Regions from separate parts of the Homo sapiens genome. Here all the other regions are linked to region 1. Evidence: chromatin contacts called from ENCODE Hi-C or POLR2A ChIA-PET data. All regions are on one chromosome and are shown on one strand. The core of a region is the stretch at or near the end of the contact, and the rest is flanking DNA. Distances in the headings are between cores, read along the strand shown. Region 1 holds the start of YPEL5 (yippee like 5). Region 2 holds the start of SOS1 (SOS Ras/Rac guanine nucleotide exchange factor 1). Region 3 holds the start of ATAD2B (ATPase family AAA domain containing 2B). Region 4 holds the start of SRSF7 (serine and arginine rich splicing factor 7). Region 5 holds the start of HNRNPLL (heterogeneous nuclear ribonucleoprotein L like).

What was found. Hi-C counts contacts between places; a loop is a spot of excess contacts on that map. ChIA-PET counts read pairs that join two places held with the same protein, here RNA polymerase II (POLR2A). Pooled maps may share reads with other maps.
Region 2: a loop to region 1 is called in a map with no recorded cell type, with 18 times the contacts of the local background. The contact joins the promoter of SOS1 here to the promoter of YPEL5 in region 1. A Hi-C loop is called at or near these places in 2 of 37 single-sample maps with no recorded cell type and 4 of 50 pooled maps.
Region 3: a map of naive thymus-derived CD4-positive, alpha-beta T cell shows a loop between it and region 1 (28-fold over the local background). The contact joins the promoter of ATAD2B here to the promoter of YPEL5 in region 1. A Hi-C loop is called at or near these places in 1 of 168 maps with a recorded cell type or tissue (naive thymus-derived CD4-positive, alpha-beta T cell) and 6 of 50 pooled maps. POLR2A ChIA-PET finds 5 or more read pairs at or near these places in 1 of 52 experiments (WTC11).
Region 4: a pooled map shows a loop between it and region 1 (8-fold over the local background). The contact joins the promoter of SRSF7 here to the promoter of YPEL5 in region 1. A Hi-C loop is called at or near these places in 3 of 50 pooled maps. POLR2A ChIA-PET finds 5 or more read pairs at or near these places in 2 of 52 experiments (CD4-positive, alpha-beta T cell and T-cell).
Region 5: a pooled map shows a loop between it and region 1 (7-fold over the local background). The contact joins the promoter of HNRNPLL here to the promoter of YPEL5 in region 1. A Hi-C loop is called at or near these places in 4 of 50 pooled maps. POLR2A ChIA-PET finds 5 or more read pairs at or near these places in 3 of 52 experiments (PC-3, T-cell and endothelial cell of umbilical vein).

The regions. Positions count from the first base shown.
Region 1 is chr2:30,144,885-30,149,962 of GRCh38, forward strand. YPEL5 (yippee like 5) reads left to right here and starts at 2,123. Exons shown (of 3, transcript NM_016061.3): 1 at 2,123-2,178. RefSeq lists silencers at 1,727-2,306, 2,337-2,506, 2,797-3,236.
Region 2 is chr2:39,118,481-39,123,398 of GRCh38, forward strand. It overlaps SOS1 (SOS Ras/Rac guanine nucleotide exchange factor 1), which reads right to left and starts at 2,571. Exons shown (of 23, transcript NM_005633.4): 1 at 1,856-2,571. The coding sequence starts at 1,942. RefSeq lists an enhancer at 1,441-1,520 and a silencer at 1,721-2,440.
Region 3 is chr2:23,925,827-23,930,427 of GRCh38, forward strand. It overlaps ATAD2B (ATPase family AAA domain containing 2B), which reads right to left and starts at 1,297. Exons shown (of 28, transcript NM_017552.4): 1 at 729-1,297. The coding sequence starts at 944. It also overlaps a transcript of UBXN2A not described here. RefSeq lists enhancers at 1-213, 312-1,230, 424-473, 1,231-2,147, 1,734-1,823 and silencers at 954-1,033, 1,234-1,563.
Region 4 is chr2:38,747,743-38,752,918 of GRCh38, forward strand. SRSF7 (serine and arginine rich splicing factor 7) reads right to left here and starts at 3,619. Exons shown (of 8, transcript NM_001031684.3): 1 at 3,487-3,619; 2 at 2,272-2,452; 3 at 1,787-1,963; 4 at 837-911; 5 at 305-415. The coding sequence starts at 3,514. RefSeq lists silencers at 2,704-2,893, 3,104-3,203 and an enhancer at 4,064-4,123.
Region 5 is chr2:38,600,430-38,605,625 of GRCh38, forward strand. HNRNPLL (heterogeneous nuclear ribonucleoprotein L like) reads right to left here and starts at 2,499. Exons shown (of 13, transcript NM_138394.4): 1 at 2,009-2,499. The coding sequence starts at 2,197. RefSeq lists silencers at 2,219-2,318, 2,339-2,388, 2,609-2,678.

The DNA.
Region 1 (5,078 bases), core at 873-3,372:
TGGGCAGATCACCTGAGGTCAGGAGTTTGAGACCAGCCTGGCCAATATGGTGAAACCCTATCTCTACTAAAAATACAAAAATTAGCCGGGCGTGGTGGTGGGCACCTGTAGTCCCAGCTACTGGGGAGGCTGAGGCAGGAGAATTCCTTGAACCTGGGAGGTGGAGGTTGCAGTGAGCCAAGATCACAACACTGCACTCCAGCCTGGGGCACAGAGCAAGACTCCACCTCAAAAAAAAAAGATGGTGAAGTCATACTACGGAAAACTATGGAGACAAAGGTAAATTTGTAGATAAAAGACACATCTGACATGAAAGGATGGCTATAGCACATTGTTGAGTGAAAAAAAAAAGCAGGTTGAAAAACAGGAAGTACAATATGCTTCTATGTATAATACATTCAATTTGGGAAGAATAGGATACATATGAAGCTGTTAGAAGACAGAAGTCTCTTATCAAATGAGGCAGTATGATCTTCCTACAATAAACGTGTAACTTTTATATTAAATATTGTTAATTGAAAATAAAGAAATAGAAAGGAAAATAAACTAAAATACTGTATGTTTAAAACTTCTGGCCAGGCACAGTGGCTCATGCCTGTAATCCCAGCACTTCAGGAGGCCGAGGCGGGCGGATCACGAGGTCAGGAGTTCGAGACCAACCTGGCCAATATGGTGAAACCCCGTCTCTACTAAAAATACAAAAATTAGCCGGGCGTGGTGGTGTGCGCCTGTAATTCCAGCTACTCAGGAGGCAGAGGCAGGAGAATTGCTTGAACCCGGGAGGCGGAGGTTGCAGTGAGCCAAGATCATGCCACTGCACTCGAGCCTGGGCGACAGAGCAAGACTCCGTCTGAAACAAACAAACAAAAAAACTTATCTCCTGGAAAACTCACTTATTAAAAGATAACTAGTCCTTTTGCCTTTGATGCTCAGGTAAACTTCAGACGAACTAAATGAAAATACTTGTGGATTTGGGGATGAGCGGGAGTCAAGTGCTAGAATTTGCTTAGCAGCTTCTCTTCCACCAATAATGACTTTAAACATGTTGCAAACTAGCCCCAAATGCTAACCTACATTTTTAATCTGAGAGGTATGCGTCATCAAATATTTTGGTTTTATCCCGAAAGTCAGCTAACAGAGATGTAAGTACCTGGGCAACTCTAATGGAATGAGAAGCAACATCTTCCATCTTAAGCATTGATAAGGGTTAAGGGAACAGCTGCTCTTTGCAATGAACAAATCTCACTCTCTGAGGCAGAAATTCGCCATATAGAAGACTGAATTTCTTCATCTTTTTGAGAATCATTTCCACTACCCAGAAAAAACATTCAAATGAGTTGTAAATAAAGTCAAGCGCAGTTGAAAAATCCTGTATCCACAGATGTTTCTTAGGAGTGCCTATGCGCTTAGACTCGAGGGCTAGGGGTTTGAAAGCAAAAGGCAGCCCTCTACCAGGGGTGGTCGGGGAAACGGCCTCCAAGAAACGAATTACACGGTGCACTTTAGTTACCTAGGCAGCTGTTTGTCTAGGAAACAGCTTATTGTTTTCATTTGTCATCACCGCGGCTCACTAGGTATCAGGAAGCTCGGCTCCAGCCGCTACCTGGTGACGCTAATGACGTGCGATGTCTCGCAGCTGCCGCAATTAGACAGGCCAAGCCTTCGCCTTTAAGAAGCTGACTCACGTGGATGCTGTGTTGTGTGCGCTCAGCTGAAAGGGGGAGGTGGGTCCCCAGACTGACTACATTGGCCGCCTCGAGAGAAGGGGCAGAGTTAGCCTCTTTGATTGGCTGTACGAGTCCGAGGTGCTGGGTCAGGGGCGGGGCGAGCTGTCGCAAGCCTGCCCTGGGTCTGCGGCTTCTGAGAGGGGTGGGCCGCGAAGCGGAGGGGTGCGGGAGTGGGGGAGGGTGAGCCAGAGAAGGGGCGGGGCCCCGCGAAAAAGGCAGGAGGCCGAGGACAGGGGCGGGGCCTAGAAATAAAGGGCGTTCTGGGCCAACCGGGAGAGCTGACTGCGGGGGGGCGGAGCCACGCCGGGTGACTGACGTTGAGGCCCAACCAGGGAGAGGCGGGGCCAAGGCCAGGGCCTGACTAAACCTGGAGACTCGGGTGGCCGAGGGGCTTCATACCAGCTGAAGAGCGACAAGCCGCTGGCAGCCGCGGATCTCACCGCCGCTCAGGGTGAGTCCCGCGGGAGGGGCTGGACTCGGGGCCGGTGGGGACTGAGGCGCCCGTTCGGGTCGGGCGGCTTCGAGGCACTCGGGAATCGGCCCAGGGTGGGGGGCCCAGGCAGGAAGTGCCTCTTCCTCGCCGCGCTCTTCCCGGGGTCCCAGAGCGGCCGCCCCAGATCCTTCAGGGTGGGCCCCGGCGCTGGGACCGCGGGCGGACGCGCGGGGCTGTTTGCTCTTTGTGAGGCCTGGCGCGGCGGCCGCCGTCGGCCCGCCCCCGCCGCGCAGCCGGGCGACCGGTGCGACAACAGCCGCAACCCCTCCGCGCGGCGCCCGCGCCTCCGCCCCGTTTCCCCGTCGCGTCCTCCGAGGCCCGCCGCCGAGGCCCACGGCGCCCCCTGGGCGGACGGTCTGGCCGCGACCCCCAACCCGCCGCGCCGCGCCGCGGCTGCCCCGCCCCCACCCGTCGCATAGTCGGGGGCGCGCCCGGTCTCCGCCCCGAATCCAAGTCGGAACTTGACCGAGTTGTTTGGGCCGCGATGACCGCACGGCGTGAACCGTCCTGAGCAGGGCCCACGCCCGGCCCAAGCGGCCCAGCCACCGGGCTGGGGCGGTGTCTCCCTTTGCCCCCTCCCCCCCATGAACGTCCGCCTCCCCCGCCCTCCTGCCCAGAGGACCCGGGACTGACAGCGCAGGGTGACGGTTGGGCAGCCCGCCGGGTGTCGGGACCAAGAGAGCCCCCCGGCCACCCGCTCAGCTGTTTCCTGCTCGTGTTTGTTGTGCCGAGGGAGGCCCCGCCGCCACCGCCGCCGCCGCGCTCTGCCGCCCCGGTCCCTCCCGATTGGCCGGCTGGCGTCACGTGGCCTCCATCAGCTGGGCCGGCGGGGGCGCTCGCGGGCCCCACTGCGGCTGCCGGGTGAGCCCACCCGGGGGTCGCCCGGGCCGGCCCAGCTCCGCCAGCTTCGGGCTGCGGCCTTCCCTCCGCTTGCAGTCGGGAGGGTGGGCGTGCCCTTGCAACCCCTTTCCTGTACCTTCTCTGCAGGTAGATGGGACAAATGAGTGTCCGGATCAGCGGGAGTGGGAAATTGAAATACTACAAAGATCTGTTTAATCCTGATACCAACTAATCTCCCTTTCAAGGGAGAGTCTGGGAAGCTGTACAGCTCATTTATTTTTAAACTTTTTCTGTTTACAGAGATCTGTTGGTAATCTGAGGATTTTTATTCTACGTCGTCTTGACAGATGGAAAACCTGAAGTAACTTCGGGCTAACCTTGTGTTTTTGGAAAATTAGTAGACTTGGTGGTGAAGAAACTGGGAGGAGTAGGATATTAGCTAACTTTGCATAGCCACATATAGAGCGTCGCAGCTGCATTCCACCAAAGAGGAACCAAAAGGCCTGTGGTGTTCCCAGGGTACATATTCATGCCAGAAGTGAAGTGCTTTGGTGAATTCGTTTCCTGAAAGTTTATCGCATACTTGTACTGGGTTAGGTAAGAAGTAAAGTACAAAGAATTTAGAATAGTTTCTCTAGAAGCTTATAACTTAATCAAAAGTCGTGGACAAAGTCGAGCAATAATTTTAGCAAGTTATGAGACGTTAGTAAAATATATGTAGCTTGGAAAATAATGTTACCTGGTTGGATCATTGCGAACTTTTCTCTAGACTAATTTCCCTTTTCTGTTTTCTATTTAAGTAATGAGAAAAATAAACAGGTTTAGAAAAAAGTGAAAGGAAATAAGGCCAAAAATTATGAAAAGAAGTAATTAAAGCAGCTACTACCCTCTGAAAAACAGTCCACGAGACATGAAGGTAGTCCTAGGTATATGTGTGCCTAAAATATCATTCTAGGTTTAATGGTGAATAACTATAGAGATCAGTGTCAGTTTTAAGATAATCCTGTGTAGTAATGTCAGTGTAATGCAGGAACTGAACCTTAGCTAGACCTGAAGTTGCTACTTGACACTTGAGTCGGGAAGCCAGACAGGTAAATTACACGTCAATCCATCTAGTTAGAGGCTTTTGGTATTGCATCACAACAAACGAGACCATGAAATTGTCTTGCTAGGGTTTAGCGGGGGATGACCAACTCAGATTGTGCACTAACACACAAGGTTTCCTGAGTGAAATGACTAGTCTTATTTTCTAATATTTAAATATAAGTGTTATTGAAATATAGTGAACTTGAAAGTCATCTAACAAAACAGGAAAAAATAAGGCATTATTGAGGGGGGAGAACAAAAATATATCCTTAAAACGTACTGCAAATGAAGACCTGATTCCACAACAGGACATCATTTGACACAGCAAAGTAAACTGGTCACGTACTGCAAGAGGAAAGCAGAGCTTGCTTGTGTCACTGAAAACTTAGCTTGTTATATATTTTGCACAAAAATTGGAAAGTTGATTGTATGGATCAAACTGTTTTCCCATGTAGATTTTTTAATAGCGTTTAGTCACAACTCAGTATAAAGAGTTGATGAAATTACAATAGCAGTAAGTGCTGATTATTATAGTAATCAACCCAGCACTCTTAAAAGTTATTTGGGTTTTTATCCTTTGTTTTGGCGAGGGAAGAGATTAAAAACGAGATAGGAAAGCTGGCTTCCACGGGATTCCATTTTAGCAGAGTCATTGCGAAACAAAACCACCTCTGCAAGGGGCAGGTTCCTTTAACCCTTTCTGCGCTAGATGCCTGCATACTCAGTTCCCTGCAGCAGTCTTTGTACCTTGCCTTTGTCCCATCTTCTGATGCAATGGAAAACCCACTGTGGTCTGTCCAACACTGGGGATCTGGTGAAGTGTGTATTCTATGGAAATGCCCTGAGGCGATGGTTTCATTTACTAAGGAAAAGTTTATCTGTGAACTGGGTGTTTTTCCGTCAGAAGGTTCTATGAGATGCGAATAGATACC
Region 2 (4,918 bases), core at 1,321-3,820, 9.0 Mb after region 1:
ATATCAGCTAGATTATGTACACTTCCACCTCCTCCTATCACTTCTACTGCAAAAGTATCTCTAACTTAAAGTCAAAAGCTGTTTTATGTAAATATGCAAAAAGGACAAGTGGGGGCTGTGGTAAGGTGGAGATACATGACCTGTCTAAAGAAGGGAGCCATTTACTCAACTCCAGCAGTTTAGTGCCTCGCTTGAATACAGGCCCTAAATGACAAGACCTTCCTATTCTTCAAGAAAAGCCGAAAATTCAGGTTTTATGTAATATCTCCCATTTTCAAATATTAGCAACTAATTACATTTAAAAATAAAACAACACTATGCCAGCCAAACAAAATGCTTTTGTGGACAGATTTCAGCAAGGGCCACCAGTGTGGCAGAATTAAACAACGTCTGTCAACTCCTACAATATTCTTTCCACTGCTTCAAAGGATCCTCAGCTGATACCTTGGTGATTCCCCTGGGAAAGGAGCTGCTTTTGCCTCTAAGCAAAATGGCCCCTATTTGGCAATGCTTTATGAGTTCCTTTACACGTTTTTAAACAATTTCCGTGTCTCCCCTTACTCTATCCGGACACCAGCTTCTAGCATCACAGAGACCTCCTACACCCCTTCCATTACAAGCTAAGAAGTCAAACTTGCAAGTAAAGCAAAAGTAAGGAGTGAGAGCCTGAAGGGATTTCTAAGGAGTAAAGTATGTAAGATATATGGCATCTTTTCTTCTGTTTTTTAAAAAAAATTACATAGATGTTTGTGACTAGTCAGACACTTGAAGGGGAAAATGTCCGTAATTTAAGCCAGAAATATATGAGCAAATTCTCCTGAAAAACCAAATAGTTTCCACTGTAAGACAGCAAGAGGGACCGGAGGAGAACAGGGCAAAAGGGAAAGTAAAAGTTACTGGCCTTTGAGAAATATCAGACACCTTTTAATGTTTAGCATAAAAGGTAAAACATAATCTCCATTCTTAGTAGAAGCAGTTAGCATGAAACATTCTTTGAGCAGCAAGAAACTGGGATTTAGAAACACTATTAGAAGAGTAAAGCAATCTTTACAGAAAAGGTAAATGAAGAAAAGAAAACAAAAATAGTCTGGTTGTCACACTGCTGCTTTAGAAGCTTTAAAAACGTAAGAACACTTCCTAATTATACTAAAACATTTAAAAGCACAGATCGGGGGTATGTAACTTCAGGTAACAATGTAGCAAACTTAAACATACAAAGGCTAAAAATTCTTAACAAGCCAAATGACAGCACCAAGAATCTCGAACGCTGCAAAAACAAAACAAAACCCCCCTGAAATTGGTAGCATGTGCACCAGCCCCTGTTAATCGGAGGAGCGGGGGAAACCAGGAGAATGAGGAGTGAATACTGACGGCGAGCAGAGCAGGCCACGTTCCTACTGGCAGGCGAGCTCGCAATTCCTTTGAGCAAGCCTTACGGCCAGGGCATTCTCAAGCCACTAAAACCAGCGTACTGGACACCTAAAACGGTAGGCTGACAGCAGCTCCGGGCTAAGACCAAGAAGACGGAAAAGTGGCCTGCTTTGACCTCCGCTGAAAACTGAGGCTCCTCCAACTGTTGTTGTCCTGGAATCAAAGGGCAAAGCATTCACCTCTCAGGGGTTGGATTATCCGGATAAACTCCCCCCGGCTCCCTGCGGCATTCCCACACACCCGGTGGATGTCAACACCGAGAGCCAGCCGTATGAGGGGGGCCTCTCCGTGTGCGCCGTCCTTTTGGAGACGCGGCGAGACCGGGAAGAAAGACGGCCCTGCGCGCGCCCCGCCTCCCCAGCCCTTCCCCAGCGCCCGCGCTGGGGGGCTGCGGCCGGGAAGCGGGGTCCCGCGTGCTCCTCACCTTTTTCAGCGCAGGCACCAGTAGTCCCCGCCACTTGGGCGCGTTCTCTTCGCTGAAAAACTCGTAGGGCAGCTGCTGCGCCTGCATGGTGCCCCCGGGGCGCCTCTGGGCGGGGAGAGGGGCGGCGGCGGCCGGGCCAGGGAGCCGCGAGAGGGCGAGCTCGCAGCGCGGAACAGGGCCGCGGCCCCACCGGACGGCCCGGCCCCCTCCGGGCGCCGCGCAGCCGGGCTAGCCCTGGCGAGGGGGCTGGGGGGCGAGGCCCGCGCCTGGCCACCCACCCGACACAGGTACCAGCCGTGGAGAACGGACGCGGCCCGGAGGCGGCGGCATCCCGCACCACCGCCCCGGGGCCAGGCCCCCCGCCCCTCCCCGGCCCGCCGGCGCCGCCCCGGGCTGCCCTCTGCCGCGGCCGCCGCCCGCCCGCCGGGGCTGCACTCCCGGGCCCGGTCTGGCCCCGCGGCGGAGCTGGCGGCTGGGGGAGGACGTGTGGAGGGACGCTCCGGCCGCGGCGCCCGCTCCGCGTAGTTGGGACTCCGAAACGCAAGAGCCCCGGGCGGGGCGGAGCTGGGGCGGAGGTCTCGCGGGGAAGGGGAAGGACCGGAGGTCGTTGTTGGGGAATCTGGCTGCCCTGAGGTGCCGCCGCGGCCGCCGCCGCCACCGCCGCCGCCGGTGTAGCGCTGGAGCTTCCTACTAGCGAACTGAACCTGCTCGCTACTGAGCATGCGCTGCCGTGCTGGGCTGGTTCGCTCCGGGTTTTCCGGCTCCCGGTGAAGGAGGAGGAAAGCTCGAGAGAGAAAGAGAGAGAGAGACAGGGAGGGCGCCCGGCCGGGCTGTGGCTGCGCTCCTGGGGGCTGCAGGGGAGGGGCGAAGGGGCCCGAGAAGTCGCACCCTGGCAAAGTGGGGCCTGCAAGGGTGGGTGATGACTAGGGTAAAGAGGCTCCCCATTGTGTGGCCTGGCCGTGAGGGCTCCCACCCTTCTCGGAGTCCCTGGGCCCTTCGTTTCGGAAAGGGGTGTGTGTACTTTGTTCCTGAACACGAAGATAAGGACTGCCCAGAGCACGCAATGTATAGTAAACAGACTGGACAAAAGACAGGTGCTCTGTCACGAAACCTACTGCTCAGTATCTGCTGAGTAGTAGAAGTGATTGCGGTGTTTCTAAGTGGTCTTTCCACAAAATAATAAAATGTGTACGTGTAGTATTGATTTTGTGTGAATGTTTTAGATTCCCTCTGTTCATCTTTTAAACCCACTCCAGAAATGAACTCCAGTAAGCACTTTCCTCCAGTGGATATCGAGACCTCTTTTACAGCTCCTAGAGCACTGCACTTATGCCCCTCTCAGGGCGTTCAGTCTATTGTGTTTTGTTATCTTTTGCGGTTCTTTCGACTAGATAATAAACTGGAAGGCAGATCTTTTTCACCAGGGCCTCTACACAGTGTAGAACAGGCACTCAGTCAATGTTAGTGGAATGCTAAAGGAGCAGTATTTATAAACTGTCCCTCCAGGCCACTGTTTGTTTATAATAGGGGCACTTTGTGGCAGACACCTTATGATTTATCATTAATTATCATTTTTTTGAGTATCATCTCATTTAATCCCCATAGCAACCCTATTATTTTCATTTCACCGATAAGAAGGCAGTTTAGAGGAACTAGCCTGGGTTAAAGCTGACATTGTGTCCTGCTATTCCTGAGAACAGTAACCAGGATCACATAAACGAGAAAGGTTCAGTGGTTCTTAATCTTTACAGGACCTCTTTGAAAATCTGGAAAAACAACTCTTAGGTTATTTCCTTTAAAAATACACAGGCCGGCCAGGCGAGGTGGCTCATGCCTGTAATCCCAGCACTTTAGGAGGCCGAGGCGGATGGATCACCTGAGGTCAGGAGTTCCAGACTAGCCTGGCCAACACTGTGAAAACCTGTCTCCATAAGAAATACAAAAATTAGCCGAGCATGGTGGTGGGCGCCTGTAATCCCAGCTACTTGGGAGGCTGAGGCAGGAGAATCGCTTGAACCCAGGAGGCAGAGGTTGCAGTGAGCCGGGATCATGCCACTGCACTCCAGCCTGGGCAACAAAACCAAAACTCCGTTTCAATTCAAAAAAAAATATACACACACACACACACACACACACACATACACACAGACCGGCCGGGCGCAGTGGCTCACGCCTGTAATCCCAGCACTTTGGGAGGCCGAGGTGGGCGGACCATTTGAGTTCAGGAGTTTGAGACCAGGCTGGCGAGACCCATCTTTATTGTTTTATTGAAAAAATAAAAATATACATACTTGGTTTACATTTGAAAAACTCCCCACTTTCAAAGTGTGTGGAATGAAAGCTGGAATTATAGGCGCCTGCCACCACACCCAGGTAATTTTTGTATTTTTATTAGAGATGGGGTTTCACTGTATTGGCCAGGCTGGTCTCGAACTCCTGACCTCGTCATCCACCCGCCTCGGCCTCCCAAAATGCTGTGATTACAAGCCTGAGCCACCGCGCCCGGTCAGCCCTCTTCAAATATTTAAAGGGTTGTGATATGGGGGAAGAGATTGGTTTGTATGGTTCCAAATGAACCAACATCAAGCCTGTACCCCAAACTATTGCTTGGCTTCCCATTGCTCTTAGAATACATTTCAAACTTCTTACCGTACCCCACAAAGGCGTGCATCTGGCTCCTGCTCACATTCTCAATGTTTTCTCACCATTCACAACCTCGCCTCACCACACTCCAGTCACAGTAGCCTTCTGTCTATTCCTAGAAAACAACAACCTGCCTAAAGAACATTGTTCTTCTCTCAGCCTAGAACCCCTAACTGTTCCCTTGGCTGGTTATAAACATCACCACCTCCAAGAGGCCTTCTCCGATCACTCCAAGTAATTCTCACCTGTGTATTTCTACCTTATGTTCTTTTTATTTCCTGCTAGCACTAAATCAAATCAGTCCTCTATTTTTGGTTGTTGGTTTCCCTCCTGCCCCCAAATAAAATGTAAACTCCTAGAGAGAGAGAAACAATCTTTTTTTTTTTTTTTTCTTTTTCTGAGACAGAGTCTCATTTTGTT
Region 3 (4,601 bases), core at 47-2,546, 6.2 Mb before region 1:
TTGGCATGATGGTGCTGACTATCCGAAACATTCCACTTGTTTCTTTCGACGTGCTCCTTCTGTGACCTGAAAGCTCTGGTTCCTACTAGCACCTTGGTGAGCTAGCTGGCTGGTTCCCCAGCTATAATATCATGTTTGATCTCTCCTGCCTGGAGAGGCGATAGCGTTGATTTTGTTTTTAAAGTTGGTGTCAGAGCAGCTACAAACTTTTTTCAGCATCCCTGCCTGGCTGCCAACTGGAGCTCTCTGTTCACTTCCTCACCAACTTGAACCACCCCCAAACTGAGAGTAAGCTGGAGTTAGACAGCGGCAGGAACTGACACACTTTCAAGAAGGGTTTGACACCGCAGAAAACTTTCACTTCTCCAACCCTTCCACCCAGGGGCTCTGGCCCTTCGCTCTTGCTTCCCCGCTAGAATTCCCCTCTGGGGCAGGACAAGGACACGGACAGCAGATCGTTCGAATGACGCCGAAAGGGACCCCCAAAGCCCTCTCCCCTGGACTCAAGGGCTGTTCTTCACACAAAAGAGCCGGGCCAGCTTGAAAAGCAAAGGGGCCAGCGTCGCGGCCCTTCTCTGGGTGCCACCCTCCACCGCGCCCGCAGACCCTGTCTCCAGCCGCCCGAGCGGTCTCCACTGTAGGCTTCCTACCCCCAACCCGGCCAGACAAAGCCCCGGCAGCAGGGCCGGCACTTCCGAGCCTCCGGACTCGGGACGCCGCGCTCTTACCCTGGCCTCATCCAGAGTGACGCCGGCGCCACCGCTTCCCCCGGCTTTGGCGGCGGGGCAGCTGGCGGCGCGGGTCTTGGAGGAGCGGGTCCGAGAGGAGATGAAATGGCTGCTGCCTCCGGTCGCCCCAGGCTCTGCTCCGGCCCCAGGCCCAGGCCCGGGACCAGGAGACTTGGACCCGAGAAGGCGGAGAGAGCTCTTCCGGGTGTTCACCATGGTCCAGCCAGGGGGACGGAGTCCACGCCGCGCCCGGGAGAGCCGAGCAAGGCCGGCCCGCCGGCCGGTCAGTCAGGGCCAGCGGAGCCGAGCCGGGCAATGAGAGACGAGCCGGCCCGGAGCGTGCGGAGCGCAGACGAGCACAAGAGAGAGCCGGGCAGAGGAAGGGAAGTCGGCGTGAGCAGGCGGCGTGCGGGAAGCGGGGGCGGTGCTGCAGACCGGCAGCACAGACACTCCGCCGGCTTCGCCCTCCTCAGCGGGAGCCGAGCGGAGCCGCCATTTCTACCCCTTTCTCTCCCGTTCTCGCTCTCGAGCTCCGTGCGTCAAGGCTCCAGCGCCGCAGGGCCAACGAGACCGCTTCCGGCCGCAGCCACGGCGGGGCGCTGCGAAGCCGGCCAGCCCTTCCCGGCTGCTCGCTCCTCTCCCTGCCGCCTCCAGCTGCCCCGCCCCCGGCGCGGCGTCAGCGCTCGGCGGCCGGGGAGCGACGCTCTAGGCTGTCAGCTCGGTGGTTTCCAGCTCTCCCCGACCGCAGGGCTGGGGCGACCAGAAAAGCCAGACTAATCAGGACGAGTTCGGGCGTGGAATTGGGCCTGAAGCCCTCATGCCCAGCCAGGCCTGAATGCCCCAGACCCCACCGTCACCCCCGTGGCCTGGATGGAGCAGGGGACGGCCGGCGAAGGCGCGGGGTGGAAGGGGAGCGGCGACGAAGGCGCGAGGAGCTGACTGGGAATCCCCAAGCTACCCGAGGCAAGACACTGAACTTGAGTCGCACTTTTCATGCCTGTAGAAATGAGAATGACAGCTGTGATAAAAAAAAAATTCATCTGGGCGGTATCTGGAACTTGGTAAGCTTAAGAAGAGAAGGGGGGGGGGAAACACCATGCTAGAACTCTGCGTTTTTAAACAAAGCGAGGCAGGGTCGTTTTCTATCCCCTTAGCCAGATCTAAGGCGGAGCCAAAGAATGAGTACCCTGTAAGAGCCGCCTCTATCGCCGCCCCCTGCCCCCGGCCCGCTGAAGAATTAAGAATACAAAAAGCTGAACCCACAGATAAAGCATTTGCAATTTAACTTCCAAAGAAAAAAAAATTAAGCCACACAATTCATATGAAAAGCTCTGCTGTAGGCCGGGTGCGGTGGCTCAAGCCTGTAATCCCAGTACTTTGGGAGGCCGGGGTGGGTGGATCACCTGAGGTCAAGAGTTCTAGATCAGCCTTACCAACATGGTGAAACCCTGTCTCCACTAAAAATACAAAAAATCGATGGGTGTTGTGGTGGGCACCTGTAATCCCAGCTGCTCGGGAAGCTGAGGCATGAGAACCACTTGAACCCAGAAGATGGAGGTTGCAGTGAGCCGAAATCACGCCACTGCACTCCAGCCTGGATGACAGAGCCAGACCCTGTCTCAGAAAAAAAAAAAAGAAGAAAGAGAGAGAGAAAGGAAGAAAGAAAGGAAAGAAAGAAAGAAAAAGAAAGAAAGAAAAGCTCTGCTGTAAAGTAGGAATTAGGTTCATTTCAAAAATTCACAGTACAGGCCGGGCTTACGCCTGTAATCCCAGCACTTTGGGAGGCCAAGGCGGGCGGATCACTTGAGGTCAGGAGTTCGAGACCAACCTGGCCAACATGGTGAAACCCCCTCTCTACTAAAAATACAAAAAATTAGCCAGGTGTCGTGGTGCATGCCTGTAATCCCAGCTACTTGAGAGGCTGAGGCAGGAGAATCGCTTGAACCCGGGAGGCAGAGATTGCAGTAAGCCAAGATCGTGCCACTGCACTCCAGCCTGGGTGACAGAATGAGACTCCATCTCAAAAAAAAAAAAATAAAATTCACAGTACATTAGACATAGCCTACTGTTTATTGGGCAGGAGTTTATTAAACTGTTTATTAAACTAAGAAAAATTGAAAACTCAGGAAAAGTCCTGAAAATGACCAAATGGCATCAAACTTAGAGCATTCTGGCCATCTAAGCTCCCAATCATTCCAAAAAACTGTACAACACTGGAAATGACAATTTTTTTTGTTTGGGAACCAGTATGGATTCCAGAATAGATAAATCCTTCTGACACAATTTGCATACCACATCCTCTCCTGGACACTTCACCTGCCACTTAGAGTTGATGTCTTAATGGGTGGGATTCCTCATAATGGAACCATACCTGGATTTTCCTGGGTCAAGTAGCTATCACATCACTGAGCAGCATAAACAAGTATCAATTCCTGTGGAAAGAGGCTGGTTTGGGCCAGGCACTGTAGCTCACACCTGTATTCTCAGCACTTGGAGGCCGAGGCGGGAGGATGGCTTGAGACCAGGAGTTGGAAACCAGCCTGGGCAACATAGTGAGATCCTCTCCCTGCCAAAAAGAAAGAGAGAGAGACAGGGTCTCACTCTGTCACCCAGGCTGGAGTGCAGTGGCACAACCACAGTTCACTGTAGCCTTGACCTCCCAGGCTCAAGCAATCCCCCTGCCCCAGCCTCCCTGGTAGCTGAAACTACTGGGTGTGGTGCCTGTGGTCCCAGCCACTCCTGAGACTGAGGCGCCATCAGTCACTTGAGCCCAGGATGTCCAGGCTGCAGTGAGCCAAGTTCATGCCATTGTACTTTAGCCTGGGTGACAGAGTAACACCCTGTCTCAAAAAAATATTTAAAAAAAAAAAAAAAGGGTAGGGTGCAGTGGCTAATGCCTGTAATCTCAGCACTTTGGGAGGCAGAGGCGGGCGGATCACTTGAGGTCAGGAGTTCGAGACCAGCCTGACCAACATGGTGAAACCCCATTTCTACTAAAAATACAAAAAATTAGCCAGGCATGGTGGCAGACACCTATAATCCCAGCTATTTGGGAGGCTGAGGCAGGATAATCGCTTGAACCCGGGAGGCGGAGGTTGCAGTGAGCTGAGATTGCACCACTGCACTCCAGTCTGGGCAACAGTGCAAAACTCCATCTCAAAAAAAAATAAATAAATAAAAAGGCTAGTGTCCTGCAGAGGTGTGTGGTATGCAAATTATATACAAAGGATTTGTGTGCTTTCCTCCTTTTTTGTGTGTGTTTATTTGTTTTTGTAGTCCTAAATTGGGAAGGCCAAGTTACCATAACCTATACCATTTACTATCAACAAATGTTAACTTTATTTATTTATTTGAGATGGAGTCTTGCTCTGTCACTCAGGCTGGAGTACAGTGGTACTATCTGGGCTCACTGCAACCTCCGCCTCCCAGGTTCAAGCGACTCTCCTGCCTCAGCCTCCCAAGTAGCTAGGGCTACAGGCGTGTGCCACCACGCCCGGCTAATTTTTTGTAGTTTTAGTAGAGACGAGGTTTCACCGTATTAGCCAGGATGGTCTTGATCTCCTGACCTCGTGATCTGCCTGCCTCAGCCTCCCAAAGTGCTGGGATTACAGGTGTGAGCCACTGCGCCTGGAGGTAACAAATGTTAATTTTAAATCCAACTGAGCTTGAGCCCAGGAGTTCGAAACCAGCCTGGGCAACATAGTGAGTCCCTGTCTCTAGAAAATATATAAGTAAATAAATAAATCCAACTGGTATTAGGTACTCTGCTAGGCCAGGAAATACACAGATTTTTAAAAATCAAGAACGTTTAAAAATCCTCAAAGAACACACAGACATAGAGGGAATGAATAAGATAGGGAAGAAACCAGTAAA
Region 4 (5,176 bases), core at 2,369-4,868, 8.6 Mb after region 1:
CTAGTATCATCCAATCTGAAGCCAGAAAAGTTTATAGCAACATGCCTACCCAGAGTGTTGAGTAGAACTGTATTGCTTGGGACCCTTGTCTACCACACGGCCTAACAAGCCTTAAAATCTCTAGTAGCCCTTTTCTTCATCTGTAAAACTAGGTTAATATTTATGTTACAAGTTACACATAAATTCCAAACTTTTACATCTCAAATATTCCCTGAAGCAATCCATTTGAATTATGTCCTTAAGACACTCTACTGATAAGATGTGAACAATCCAAACACAAGTAAGGAAAAAAAGTGTTACATACTGGAAATACCTCGATCCTTTTATAGAACCAGACCTAGATCTTCTGAGTGAAGCTGATCTTGATCTACGAAGAGAGATAGATCTTGATCGTCGAGGAGATGCTGACCTTGACCTAAAATAAAGAACTTTAAGTCCATCTCCACAGTTTTTTTTTTTTTTGGCCTGTTAAGACTTCAACTGGGGAACGGTGCAGTGGCTCATGCCCATAATCCCAGCACTGCGGGAGGATCGTTTGAGCCCAGGAGCTTGAGACCAGCCTGGGAAACAGTGCAAGACCATTTCTACAAAAATAAAAATTAGCTGGGTATGGTGGCAGTGCCTACAGTCCCAGCTACTCGGGAGGCTGAGGTAGGAGAACTGCTTAAACCCAAGAGATCATCAAGGCAGCAGTGAGTCGTGGTTATGCCCCTGTACTCCAGCCCGGGTGACAGAGCAAGACCCTGTCTCCAAAAAAAATAATGAGCTTTTTCTGTGTTGGACTACCAGTGAATTTAATAATAATACAGAAAGACTTCAGTTAAACAAGATCTCACCTTCGTCCCCTGCTCCTGCTGCGTGAGCGAGAGTATCGCCTTCCTCTGGATCGAGAATGTGATCTAGACCGTGACCTATTTTTCAAGTTAGAGAAAAAACAAAATGTCAGACAATAACTCGTTTTTAAGAGTTTGTGTGCCTCTGCTGAAATCAAATCTCAAAACTATTTAAATTTAGTGTCTCATTTGGAAATAAACTCTGGGCCTATTAGTTGTTGAGTATTTTTTTTTTTACTACCTAAAAAAAGATTTGTTAAAAGCTGAATTACAACTTAGCATTACATAATATAAAACACTGTAATGTGTATTTAAAATAAACCTTGCAAGTTTGCAGGTCGACCCTCTTTGGCCCATGGTCTAGTAGATCTAGACGATCTAGAAGTATCTATAGCCGATCGCTGCATCTAGATGTTTTCTTCAATCTAACGACGATCAAACTGACAGCCAAATGAGCCAGGTGAGGCTTGATTGACGCAAGAAGATTTTTCTAGTTGGGAATGTGGTCAATCTGGTGTTCCTCTTTCTAAACCGGAGGGGGGCCCCAATTGTAAGCCAAATTTACTGTTACGGCGATCACCGTCTCAAATTTTCTGCCCTTTAAAGAATAAGGTGAAGCTAGGTGTAGATGACTCGAGGGGATCTGGCCTCTTATGCTGATCACCTCAAGGTCTAGGAGGATCTTAATTGTCGGATTTGCAAGGCGCCTCAGCATGATATCATAAGGCTCGTGACATTCTGAATCAAGGCGACTGACTCAAACGAAGAAACCTGAAAGGTTTTGACCAGGTTGATTATTAATATAGTAACATTTTTTTAATTAAACAAAAATTGTAAAATACACCTGTACAATTAACATTCAAGTTTATAGAAAAACACTAGTTTCTGCCTTGCTAATAAAAGAATTACTTGATTAACTAGAATACCAACCATTCCTTTATTAAAATAAATACCTGCTTCTTCTTCGCCGGCTGTAACGATGACAATCATAAGCATAATGTCCCTTTTCGCCACACTCATAGCATCTATCATTTGGATCAAAGGGACGTCGGGCAGGTGGTCTATCAAAACGTGATCTCCGAGGCATGCCTGTCGATAGTTCAACCCTCACTCGGGAGCCACAAATCACCCTAATAAAAGCAAATTAACAAAATTCTAAAGTTAAAAATATATTCAGGACTTATAGATTTAAAAAGAACTCTTTCCAACCACTCACTCTTTCCAACCACTCCTTCCCCCCCAACAAACTTTGGCGGTCTTTACCAAGCCCTAACTCCATCTCCGCTATCTTCTTTAACCTTCGTGTGCCTTTAGCATTTAACACTATGACCAGCTATTTAAGGTCTCTTCCAGACTTCAGAATCCAAATTTAGCACTAAGTTCATTATCTAGCCACAGTATATTTTAATGAACAGAAGATTCATAACATCTTACTTACTTTCCATCCAGTCCTCGTACTGCATCTTCTGCATCTCTAGGATCTTCGAATTCCACAAAGGCAAATCCTGGAGGATTTCTCGCAATCCATACAGTTCTTAAAGGACCATAATAACTGAAAGCCCTTTCTAACTCTCCTTTGCCAGCGCCAGTTCCCAGGTTACCAACATACACCTTGGTTTCTGTTTAAAAACGCAAATAGAAGAATGCACGTTACGCAAAATCTGGCCCAAGTTTCAATTACTTATTTGCCTTAAAACGGGCCATCCTCAAGATTGGGTAAAGCACATTTAATGCCCTCTATCCAAGACAAAACTTAGTCGTAAAACTGGTGAAAGTCCGCAAATCCCTGAGAAACTAGACTTTTGACAAAATTCTTAACGTTCTAAATAATGCGGGGTGACCCTCCCGAACACAAGCAGAAACGCGTGGTAGGATACACCGAGGCGTGGGGCGGAACCTGGCCCGGCCCCACCCATGAGTCCCGGCAGCCCCGGGCGCACCGGGAGCGCGCGGGCCCGCAGCGGCAGCGGCGTCGGCGGCGGGAGGGCCTCGGTAGGGGCCGGGCCAGGAGAGCAGGGCTGCGCCGGCTCTCGTCCTCCGCGGCAAACGTCCCAGGCACAGGCTCGCCCAAGACTCCAGCTCCCCGCCCCAGAGCCATAAACCGCGCTGGAAATAACTAAAAAAAACCCAGCCGCCAGTCGCAGATTACGTCCCCATTCCCATTCCGCAATTTAACCGATTGTTTGACGAGAACATGCAGCTCACAGCTGCCAATTTCGTTCTATCTCAAACACAACCACGATCTTACAGCTGCGGCCAGATCTGTCCGCTGAAGTGGCGGGAAAGCGCTGAGGAAATGCGCCACCACGGTCCTCAATGTGCGCAAAATGGCAGCCGCCGCCGAGGGCGGGGGGGGAGGGGGGCCGGCGGGCAGCTCCGAGAAAGGCAACGCGAAAACCGTCATCTCAACCCTGCTTTAGGCTGGATTGGGCCACAAAAATGCCCAAGAGTACGGAACTCGGCAGAGATGTACACCCGCCATCCCGTCTCCCTTCAGCACCCCGCCTCCGCTGCCTCCGGCTTCGTCTGGCGTGCTCCTAAGCCGCCATTACGCACGCGGAATAACCGTCTCCCAACCTCCGCGACAACCCTACGGCCTCGCAGTGCTCACTACACCCACACCAACGTCCCTCACCGGACTCCAGCTTCTTACCTCCTCCGTACCGCCCGTAACGCGACATGATGACAGACCCGCGTGCTCGGCTCTTTAGCAAGCAGCGCCCAGGGCTCGAGTGACGCAAAAGCTGACACACACCTTCACCCGCCAAGAGTCCCGGCGGCACTACGAGGAAGAGCCCGGGTTCGCGTTTATATATGCGGCCGCTGCGCTTTGCGCATGCGTCATCTCGTTGTTCTGCGCGGCACAAAGGAGCTGGGCGGAAACAGCCAAGAAACGACGCGGAAGGAACTGAAGAGACTAACACGCGGGTCATGGGCGGAGGGATACGTTTCTATGGGAACGCCACGATCTCTCCAGTAAACCTGAGGCCTTCCCCATGCTGTCCCGCCCCCTCCTCTCCCCGTTTTCTACACCCTCCTTGTCTTCTTTCCCGTCTCCCTACCCTCTGCCTCCTTTCGTTTTTCCCCAGGCTAGGGACCCTCAGCCTTAACAATCTTAGTACGGATGCATTAGACCGGCCTATGAAAGGCTGTACAATTTAACCGCTGATGTTGCAGCCGTCGCGCCCTTCTGCTGGGGGACCTGGCCTAGTCAGCTACTCTGATCTTTGGGGCTCATCAGAGGTAATCGAAGGTTTGGCCATGGTGAAAAGTCCATGAACCCCGCCATTCTGAGTAGTGGTTTTTACACCATAGACCTTGACGCACCCTGGGACTGGTGGTAAAGCCTCCTGTCCTACACGCCCCCTCCAACTTCTTTTGAACCAGTCACCAGTTTGCACCACCACGGTCTGAGTTCTTGGAGTCTGAAAGACAAAGGAATAGAGCTGTGGGGTCCCGCTCCCCCCTCCCCCCTTTATATTGAAATTGTGACAAAACCCTGAATGTTTAAAGCATTTTGGCCAGTGACAATTTGGAAATTATTTGCATCTGAAGCTCAAAGTAACTGATTTGCTTTTCCTAATGCTTTCTGCTTTGTAACACGTGTGATCCACCAATACTCCGATCCTGAGGACTGGGACTCCTAAGTCATCTTTGTGTATCTCCACTCAGTGGAAATAGCAGCCTTGCTGCTCAGCCACTCAACAGTACCAAATAAATGCAAAACTTCTTTACATTAGAATTGCTCTAGACACCAACTACAAATAGAGAAAAAGTTCTTTTTTGCTAGAAACATAGACATTACATCGTAAATTCTTGGAATACACAAAAGTTGGAAATGTACATAAAAAAAGACATTTAGGTATTTGCATTTTTATCTTTTTCGTCTTTTGCAACTTCATTTGGTGAGTATAGGTGTGGAATGGAGAGTACAGGGAAAGCAGGCCTAGTTGGTGAATAAAGCATGGATTCTTTCCAGGTCATGCTATGATTTTATGCATATTTTTTACGTTGATTAAGTTATGGAGAGAATTAATCTCTCTCAGGAAGATCTCTAAGAAGAAAATAGAAGCTCTGTAGAGTATATGTGTTCTCCCTTAGTCTTGGTGATTTTTTTCTTAACAAGGTTCTTCTCAAAAGAAACAATAATTATAAAGATCTATAGGTTCTTCTCAAAAGAATTAAACAATAATTATAAAGACTATATAGGGGCCAGGCGCAGTGGCTCACGCCTGTAATGCCAGCACTTTGGGAGGCCGAGGCGGGCGGATTGCCTGAGCTCAGGAGTTTGAGACCAGCCTGGGCAACACAGTAAAACCCTGTCCCTACTAAAATACAAAAAA
Region 5 (5,196 bases), core at 1,249-3,748, 8.5 Mb after region 1:
CAAATTGTATGCTAAGACCAGGTGCGGTGGCTCACGGCTGTAATCCCAGCACTTTGGGAGGCCAACTCAGGTGGATCTCTTGAGCCCAGGAGTTAAGAGACTAGCTTTGGCAATATGGTGAAACCCCTTCTCTACAAAACACAGAAAAAAAAAATTGGCCCGGCGTGGTGATGCAGGCTTCCAGTCCCAGCAACCCGGGAGGCTGAGGTAGGAGGATCGCTTGAGACAGGGAGATCAAGGCTGCAGTGAGCCGTGATCACGAGCTGCTGCACTCCAGAGCTGCTGCACTCCAGCCCCGGGCCATAGAGTGAGATCCTCTCAAAAAAAAAAAAAAATTGTATGCTAAGCCTAGACTCTTGACCACCCCCAAGCCCTACTCAGTGCCATTTCCACCGCTCCACACATTTCGCTTTGGATACATTAATTATATGTTATTTTCTTCCCAACATCCAAAATAATACTATTGATTTAATGCTTTATCTGTTTTCAAAAACAAATTTTTATAATCTGATTTAAGTATCTTTCCAAAATGCCTGAAGACATTTCATGATGCTGCACAAAAACCCAAGCAAGATTTCTAGCAACGAGGTACACTGATCGAATACATCGAAATATCAGTTATAATATTCCTGTTTCCAATTTCCACAACAGAGTTGGCTTTGAACTGAAACTTCCTAAGAAAAAACCATTTCCTTTATTCACACTTCCAAGTTACATTTTGAATATTTCAAATAGCTCGGCACAAAAATCTAAAGTAATAGCTAACACCGTAACAAGACTGAGAGAAAAAGTTCCTTTTTTAAATGTGTTGCAAAGTTTGCTCTCACATCCTGGTAACTGGAAACTGCAACGCTGGGTGACTGACCAGCCTTTTTTTTTATTATTTAAAAATTCAAACGGCTATAAAGGGCTTCTAATGTGCGTCTTATTTTTAAAAGGTAAGGTAAAAACCCTTTTAACCTAATAGTAGGATATATGTGTACAGTTTCGTAATTCTGTTAAAGTTTGCAGAATTAATCACAATTCATGTGTTAAATGTTTAAATAACATCTAAGTCATTAAAACCGCTTAAGTGCACCAAAAAAGGGCAATAACGTTTGCTCCGCTTTGTTTCCTTAAAGTCTCCATCCAACTGAAGCTAACTACTTGCTGTGGACAAAATGATCACATTCCTTCTGCCTCCCCCTAACATTTCTGGTAAGAGAAAGACCTGGCTCTAGGAATGTGTGTTTAATGCAACCCTGAGCTCACTTCATCCTTTCATGGGGCAAATGTGGAATAAATTACCAATGAAAAACTTTAGTAATTTTAAGATTTGTTTTACTTGAAGGTAGGGGTGTACCAACAGCTGCCAACACTTCTGTTGAAGTGTTGTAACCGAAGAGGTAAAAAGTGTACTGAGTAATCCACAAAATTGGGTAGAGCAAAGGATGCACGCCATGCTTATAAAGAGTTTAATTTTAAAATTTTTTAAATTAAACCTTCAAGGGAACTAGCATGTGAACGCCAAGGCATAATCTGTTATTTAATTACGGGTCTCCATAGGACCGAGGCGGAGAGAGCTCCCGGTAGAACCGACGCAACCATCCCGGGATGGTGACCAACGCGCGGCTGCTGCGGGCAGAGGGACTGAAGAGAACCGGTGGTCCCGACGCTGGCCCCGAGCCCGAGGAGTTAAACTAACAAAGAGCTCCCCGAGCCGCGAAACCCCCCAGAGCGGAAGCGACGCCTCCCCGCCGCCGCCGCCGCGCCGCGACCCTCCCCAAGTTCAGGGCCCGGCAGTGGACTCGCTGCGGGGCCTGCGGCCAGGACGGCGCCGGGTTCGCAGTCGGGATGCGGGAAACAGGTAGAGGCCAGAATACGAGCCCCAAAGAGAAGAGTGGGCGCTTCCCCAAACGGGTCGGCGCAGCGGAAAAGGCTAACTGAAGCAAGCGGGAGGCCCCGCACCGAGGCCCTGCTTCCCGGGGAGCAGCCAGGCACAGCGGACAGGGGGGCCGCGCTTTGTTACCGGCTGAGAGAAGCTCCGGCCGCCGCCGCCGCCATCGCCCCCGCCCCGGGGCGTCGCTTCCCGGCGGTTCTCGCCTTCCTCGGCCGAGTAGTCGATCTCCCCCTCCTCGGTCTTGAGACGCTTGGCCTGGCTCTCGTACTCCCGGTCCTCCTCGTACGTCTCCCTGGGGGAGGAAGAGGAGGAGGACATGGCGGCGGCCGGAGGGACCGGCTGGCAGGCGGGTGGGGGTGGCGGTGGGGCGCGCGCCTCGGATGCCGCCGGCCAGTCCTCGCCGCCGGCAGCGCCTCTTCTGCGAGGGTCTCCGCGGCCCGGCCGTCCGCGGGGACTGCGCGGCCAGGAGACTGGCGGCTGAGAAGCGCGGACGGACTGAGGGGGGCGCCCCGGGAGGAAGCTCTGGAGCGGCCGCTCCTCTCAATTACCGAGCCAACATTCAGCCTCTCCCTCCTCCTCCTCCGTCTCCGCTCCCTGCCCGGAGGAGCGAATCTAAGGATGGGGACGCAACCGTGGCTTCCGGTCTTCCCTCCTCCCCTAAGCCGCTCCCAGCCGCGCAGGCCGAGCCTCCGCCCCCGCCTTCGCGGCCGTCGCGCAGGATCGAATCCAGCCGCAGCCTGCGGGAAGCGCCCCCCCCGGCCCGGGTTCTGCTCCCTATTGGCAGGGGCGGGAAAGTCGACCGGGCTTCCCATTGGCTGTGAGGGCCGTTCGTCAAAAGCCGCCCGCTGCTCGACCTCACTTCTCTCCCCGCGCCTTCTGAACTCGCCGCGGTCCTGGGAGGCCCGGCGCGCAAGGCGCGCCGCCTGGGAGTAGTTGCGACCCGCAACCGTTGGCGCTATGCGGCTCCTACCCGAGGCCAGGCGTGGAGTGAACACGGACGAGCGACGAGAAGTGCGGAGAGGCTAGGGCTGCGGGTGTTAACCGCCCTGCCGCTAATTTAAATGCTTTTTATCACCTCTTAAAAAGAGAATGAGGAAAAAAACCTCTAAAATCCCTGCAGTCATACCCCCCGAAAAGCCCTAAAATTGCAGGCGATGAAGGGAGAAAACGGCTTGGAGCCATGAGAATGGTCTTTCCACTGTTTTGTGTGCAAAATCTGGTAGAAGTGGGCGGACCCTCCCGCCCCTAGCTGGGTGTTGGAGAACAGCTGTCAGCATTGACTGAAGGCTGCGAGGCGCGCGTCGGCAGGAGGCGCTGCACGCGGGCGCTCGTCGGTCTGATCGGTTATAACTCGTTTGTAACCTGGGCCCTTTACTGACTTGCCTGTCCCTGTAAGTCCCTGCTCCAGTTAAATATGTTTTAATCCTTCCATATAAAATCTCATCCTCCATCCCAATTCTTTCTCTTCTGGACAATGTATTTACTTCACTTGATCATTTATTGTCGAAAGATACAAAAGCCTTTCAAAGTTCTGTGATCACAGCTTGCTTCCTCTGTGGTGTCCTGAGGGCTTTTCCAAGATTTTAGTTGCTGCTCTCTTTTTGCAACAGGGCCCCTTATAACTCCCTCTTAAGATGTTCTGTTTTAAAAACTCTGTGAGCGCCTGAAGACAGGAACTGTGTGCAATTTTCATTTTCGCAAGCCCAGTTCCTGTGCGATCTCCAGCACAATTTAGGTGCTCAACAATGCTGAATGAGTAGTCCTTGGGAAATAAAGGTCCAGTGTATCTTTCAGGACAGAAACTGGCAAATCAAGGCAACCTAACTGCCCTCTGTCAGGTGCCTCTTGGAGGACTGCCTGAGATCAAGAGCCTCTTGTGTTTCTGTTGTCCTTGTCCCTCGGATGCTTTCCTAGATGTGGCTCTTCCTTTCCTAAGAGTGTAGATTGCTTCCTCCTCCAGCCTAGTTCTCTCCAAAGTTATTTCCTCCTCCAAAAAAGCTATTTTTATTTATTGCTGAGAGTGCTTTAACATAACACTTTTGTACTTTGTAAATTACACCGGCTGTCATTTTGGAATCTAATTGCAAGATTTTCCACACTATGCAGCTATAATCAAATGTGTGTGCGGCTGCAGGTATACATTGACAAAACAGAACTAAAAAAATTATAAATTTATTTTTTAAATTAAAATGGAAGTCGACAGAAGAAATAGCAAAAGAGTGGCAGAGCTGGCTGCGGATGAGAAAATGTCATTGGCAAAAAGCTCTGCAATGGTTTGGGAAAGTAAAATAGCAACAAGGGAAACAATGATACAATTCTGCTTAAAATATGTCCTATGGATTCATATGTCCCCTAACATATTCAGAATGCAGACATTACCTGGCCTTCAGAAAGCTGAAGATACCAAGGGTCAAAAAAAAGGTCTAACAAACCTACTTCACGTGTTATCTTTAGCATCCATTGTCCTTTTTATAGCAGTCTCAGTATCAAAGATCAGGAAAGGATGAGTGAATTAATAAACTTGATACAAAGGAAACTTCTTTGATGAGGTGAGATGGGCCATTCTCAAGATATTTTTAGTTTGCTCAAATTAAAAGAGAAGAGCTGAGAGCTTAAAACAATTATTTTTTAGGAGAAAGAAAACAATAGAATATTATGTGAAATAATTGAGTGTGATGAGAAGCACTAAATATCTTTTTGTTAAGTATGAGCAACTACCTGTTAATTTTGTTTTATGTACATTTTCATATGCTAGGTGAATTTAGTTTGGTAAATTCTATTCACTCACAACTGGATTTACTAGGCCTTATACAAACTTTCCAAATATTTCTTGTGAAGATGCAAATATTTTAAATTCTCAAAGCCCTGCATTCAACCTATGGATTATACCACATTACAATGCAACTGTCACACCAATGGGTAAGGAAATCCAGCCTTGCCAAACCTAGGGCTGCTGTGCTCAGCGTTCACAAACAGCAGGTGGAATTCAATATGTACCAGTATTAAACTTTGTTCTTTTTGTAAGTAGCCCAGTTGAGTAAAAAAAAAAATATTGAGGGAGTAAAACTTAGAAAGCATTTTTAAAGGACACCAATCAGTTCGTTAACCATGGGTGAAATGCGAGCTTGTTGCAGATGAGTTGTTCAGACAGTGACAGTAGGTCCTTTGATAAGGAAAATACTAGCTAGCTCATCACCAGGGCATGAGGAGCTAAAGAGAGAGGACATAAATTATACTCTACATTATTTCACTTAGGTGAGACAAAGAAATTACACACTGCCCAGTAGCCAGAAATACCTAAGAAAAGCAGAAACAGC